2 separate regions of the Homo sapiens genome follow, and region 1 is linked to region 2. A link is an interaction called in ENCODE POLR2A ChIA-PET data of the cell type or tissue named here. Cell type or tissue: CD4-positive, alpha-beta T cell. All regions are shown on one strand. Region 1 overlaps ASCC1 (activating signal cointegrator 1 complex subunit 1). Region 2 has its middle 24 kb from the start of DDIT4.

The links. Peaks named below come from ENCODE experiments on the same cell type or tissue, not always from the same donor. Only the 100,000 strongest peaks of a DNase experiment are listed, where the experiment ranks them.
Region 1: POLR2A ChIA-PET joins it to region 2 with 6 read pairs; 5 of 35 experiments call an interaction of 5 or more read pairs at or near these places.

The regions. Positions count from the first base shown.
Region 1 is chr10:72,106,464-72,108,963 of GRCh38, reverse strand. The region is part of intron 9 of ASCC1 (activating signal cointegrator 1 complex subunit 1); the gene reads left to right. Among named protein-coding and RNA genes, the nearest start is that of SPOCK2, 19 kb to the right of the region's middle. In CD4-positive, alpha-beta T cell, no CTCF peak of the experiment used is centred here; DNase peaks (open chromatin) are centred at 773 and 1,493; H3K4me3 peaks cover 587 bases; H3K27ac peaks cover 2,442 bases.
Region 2 is chr10:72,296,390-72,298,889 of GRCh38, reverse strand. No RefSeq gene overlaps it. Among named protein-coding and RNA genes, the nearest start is that of DDIT4, 24 kb to the right of the region's middle. RefSeq lists enhancers at 411-500, 113-769, 1,421-1,720 and a silencer at 791-1,060. In CD4-positive, alpha-beta T cell, no CTCF peak of the experiment used is centred here; DNase peaks (open chromatin) are centred at 749 and 1,509; H3K4me3 peaks cover 1,548 bases; H3K27ac peaks cover 2,000 bases.

The sequences.
Region 1 (2,500 bases), 190 kb after region 2:
CTGAAGTAGATGTTCCTATTTTGGTCTTTAAAAATATTACAGCCCTATGAGACCAGATAATGACTGTAGAGCCTGTAAGCTGTCAGAGTACCTGATAAACCTTCTTCCTTTTTTCTTTTAAGGATACTCTGCATTTTGGTTCCTGCAGTGATGCATTAGAGATTATAGTCAGTGAGTGACAATAATAATCAGAGCTCAAAATTTCATCTTATAATTTATCTTTAACTGCAGAACATCTTTGTAAAGGATCATCCCTGTTTAAAGATGGAGAAATTGGGGGAGGGAGTGGGTCTGTAGTCATTGATAATGTCGACCAGCAATAATGGAAAGGATCAGAACTCAGTTTTTAAAAGTTTATTCAAGTGAAAAGCTGGGAATGGCCATTTGGGAAACAGGGACTTCACAGAAATGAGGTCAGTGCTTAAAGTTAAAAGTTAAGGTCCTGCTTATATAGGCAGAAAACAAATTTAGTAGGATTATAACATTTTCTATACAAGGTTGGTTTATGAGCTATAATTTAGTTAATTACAGTTTGTTTTCTTTTCTGTACAGCTTGTTTTCACTTCCTTTCCAACTTAGGAGTGTAGGACCTGGCATGGTGGCTCACGCCTGTAATCTCAGCAGTTTGGGAGGTGGAGGTAGGAGGATCACTTGAGCCCAGGAGTTTGAGACCAGCCTGGGCAACATGGAAAAACCCTGTCTCTATAAAAAATGCAAAAATTAGCCAGGCATGGTGGCATGCACCTGTAGTCTCAGCTACTCAGGAGACTGAGGAGGGAGGATCTCTTGCGCCTGGGAGGTGGAGGCTGCAGTGAGCTGTGATCACGCCACTGCACTCCAGCCTGGCTGACAGAGTAAGACCTTGTTTCAAAAAAAAAAAAAAAAAAGAAAAAGAAAAAGAAAAAGAAAGTATTTAACATACCATCCTAGATGATGTGATAGTCTTTTAAGTCTTTGTATGAGAAATGTAAGAGGGAAGTTTAATCAAAATGAAGATCAACAGTTAAAAGGGAAGGGATCTTCTCTGGCACTGTTTATTCATTTACAACCATTTACAAAACAGTGTAGGTGAGGAAAAAGGCTAATCTATAATCAGAAAAACAACAGTTACAGCTGCCCAGGTTACAGATACAAGTTTAAGTGACTCACATAATCACATTCCCTTAAGCCTTACAATATGTTAAGATTCCAACAGCTTAGATTTTGAATTACTTATTTTCACAATAGGAAAGCATTAAAAACGTCTAGTCTGCCCAAGAAACTTTTTGTGCCCTTTCTTCAGTAGAAAAGAAATATCAATTTTTTTGTACCTAGGTGAAGGTATGTGTGTCTGTGTGTAGAGGAGCATGACTTACCTTAGGGTAAACAGACTCAATTACATTCTTCTGTGATGATGTTTAGAAAGAATCCACTTGGGCACAGCCCATGTGAGTATTTTTAAAGTAGATGGAAGGTTTTTTTTGACCCCGGATGTGGTGGATCTCCATTTCCTTCTTGCCTCTTCCTACCTCCCACATTTGGTCTCCTCAGAAGTAATCTCACAGGTGGCCCAGAAGACAAATGCACGGTATTTGGCAGAAACTCAGAATTTTTTTTTTTTAGGTTTGAGGAATTTTAATAAACATAACTTTGAAACAAAATTTATTTTTTTGGGGGGGGGGTAACTTATTTGTGAACTTAATTCTTTTTGATGACTTAACTCCCAATAAAGTGATCTTAATTCTGAGTGAGATTAGTAACATGACATACGAAGAACCTTGATTTTTTTTTTTTCAAAATCGATTATATTTTTAGTCTGGTATTTGTATCTTTCTGTTTGCTCCCTGAAGTCATACTAGTCCTGTACCTACATGCCTCTTTTATGAGGAATGCATCTGAAATATACCATTATTTGTTTTGATGTTTTGCAATTGGGATCTTCCAAGGGCTGTGATGATAGCTTTTCACATCATTTGCTCCTCATTCTTTGCTATCTGGTTGTATATGCACAGCCTAAGGATGGACCTGCTTCCCCACTTGGCATTCTTTGGTACATATTTGTTATTGGAATTGAGAGGCCCATACACACTGCCTTGTGGACGTGGCCTTCCACTGGCCTGTATCCTAGGCCTCATCCCAGGAACTCTTAAATTTCTCTGACAGTATTAGTGGTCCTAGCTTGTCCCTGTTTCTTATATAAATGGGGATAATAATGCTCAGCTCTGGTTTATATCATAGCAATTTTTTTGGAGTTAATGAGCTGGGCTTTGTAAGACACTTTTAGATCCTTAGATGAAAGGTGTTATTTAACCACAGCAAGGCTTCATACTGGGAGTGCCTTCCCAAAGAGCTCAAAGTACTTGTCAGCCTGTCTTCTGTTCATACCATCCCTCATAGGGAGGTAGGTGGTTAAGTGTTATTATTAAGTACAAAATAGTGTTACTACTTTTATCTATAAACGGGATAATTGTGAGAAATAGAAGTTGGTAAACAGGCTGTGGAAGAAAAACACTGGGAAAAC
Region 2 (2,500 bases):
CAGAACTGCGGGCTGGGGCTTCCCTGGAAGGGCCCCGCTTGGGCCCAATGCCAGGCCCCACGGCCCAAGGGTGAGCTACTTTAGCAGGCAGGCATCAGTTTTCTCATTTATGAAATGGGGACAATGAACCTGGTCACCTTCCTCTTCCTGGGAAGAATACGAGGTTAATGAATGCTGAAGACCGGACATGACTGTACCTAAGGTGGAGTGCAGGCTGCCTGAGGCAGGGGAATGACCCTGGTGATCCTTAGCTCTCTCTTCCTGCGGGACACTGAAGGACAGTGTGAGACCCACAATTCAGCGCACCTGCTCACCTTGGTTCCCCATCCTGCCCTGGGTGGGTCTTGGCTTGGAAACCCTAATCCGCTTACTAAGCACCGACCCCACTCCGTGCCCTGCCCGTGCCATGTCCACTCCACTGCACTGAACTGGGTTTCTTTGTCCGTTTCAGCAGACCCTCCTCATCGTGTCCCTCTTCCAGGCAGCCTTCTCTTATAAATTTTGGGCATGCTGGGACTTGTCTACACTGTTGGCAATTGTCAAGGCTTTAGGTCCGAGTTGTTCCTCAACTTCTGACCCCCACCTCATGCTAACAGGACTGGGGCCACAGCGCGTGACTGCAATGTGGCCAGTCCTGGGAGAGCCGGCCTCGCCCCGCGGGGAAGCGGGCGGCCCCTCCGTTGCCATGGCAGCCGAGAGCACCCCCACGAGGCTCCTCATTGGCCACCAAGTCGAGGTCCCGCCTCCGCCATCAGAAGGGACCAACCAAGGCAGACCGGGTGCGACCCAGTTGAGGGATTAGCGGGTGACGCATCTCTCCCAGTCCCTCATGGAGACCCGCGCGCCCGCGATCCTACGGGCGCAGCCGTGGCCCTGGGTCGGGGTCACGCTCGCTGGGCGCGCCTCGGGCGGGGCTGGGGAGGTGCGGAGCTGGGGGGCGCCGCGGGAGGAGGCCACTCAGGCCGCTGGGGAGGGCCGGGCTGCGGCTGGGAGGTTTCCGAGGACGGTCAGGCGGAGGCGGAGGCCGTGCAGGAGGCGGAGGAGGAAAACTATTAAGGAAGGGGGTGGAAGGGCCCCGCTGGCTGAAGACCGCTGAGCTCAGGCGGTGGTAGGACCCTGGGCACGGAGTTGCATGGAACCCTGTTCGAATCCTGCTCTGCACCCGCTTGCGCTGTGGCCTCGCGCACGCGAGCCTTCCTGCCCGGGGGAGCGGGAAGGAGGGAGGGGAGCGGCGAACATCTACTTTGTGCCGATCCTTTTGCTGAAAACCCTAGTTTTCTCTCCAGGATTCCCTCAAAACGACCCTGAAATAGGTGGATGCTATCCTTAGCCCCATTTTACAGATGAGGAAACAGGTTCAAAGGAGGCTACGTGAGAAAAGCCTCGAGTGAGCTCAGTTCCCAGATGTGAGAATGATGTGGCCGGGTTGGTGGTTATCTGCGGGGGGAAGTAGGAGGTGCCCTGCCCACCCCCACGCTCAGGCATCCTGGCCGGCCCGGAAGGAAGAGTTCGTGCCAAGCCGTGAGACTCGGTGGTTTCCTGCAGCAAATCTGCGTCAGGCTCTCTCTGGGGGGTTAACCGCCGCAAACTGGTAACAGCGTCAGAAAGGGGAAACCGAGCTTTATCTGCGGAGGTCCCTGGGCCAGGGACAGCAGATTAAAGAACATGGAGGCAGGGCGCGGTGGCTCACGTCTTAAACCCAGCACTTTGGGAGGCCGAGGCCGGAGGATCGCTTGAGACCAGGAGTTTGAGACCAGCCTGGGCAAGATAGGGAGACCTCTTCTCTAAAAATAAAAAATAAAGAAGATGGAGCCCGCCCCTCGGGAAGGAGGGAAGGGAGAAAGTGTTTCTAACTCCTTATTGTCCTTTCTCTTCTTTTCTTTTCTTTTTTTGAGATGGAGTTTCGCTCTTGTTTCCCAGGCTGGAGTGCAATGGCGCGATCTCGGCTTACCGCAACCTCCGCCTCCCGGGTTCAAGCAATTCTCCTGCCTCAGCCTCCTGAGTAGCTGGGATTACAGGCATGCGCCACCACACCCGGCTAATTTTGTATTTTTAGTAGAGATGGGGTTTCTCCATGTTGGTCAGGCTGGTCTCAAACTACTGACCTCGTGATCCGCCCGCCTCAGCCTCCCAAAGTCCTGGGATTATAGGCGTGAGCCACCGTGCCTGGATCCTTGTTATTTCAAAACAGGCTGAGGTTCCCTCTGGAAGCCCCATTTAAGAACAGACCCATGGCCGGGCGCGGTGGCTCACGCCTGTAATCCCAGCACTTTAGGAGGCCGAGGCGGGCAGATCACCTGAGGTCCGGAGTTTGAGACCAGCCTGACCAACATGGAAAAAACCCCGTCTCTACTAAAAATACAAAAGTAGCCGGTCATGGTGGCGCATGCCTATAATCCCAGCTACTCAGGAGGCTGAGGCAGAAGAATCGCTTGAACCCAGGAGAAGGCAGAGGTTGCGGTGAGCCGAGATCGCACCATTGCACTCCAGCCTGGGCAAC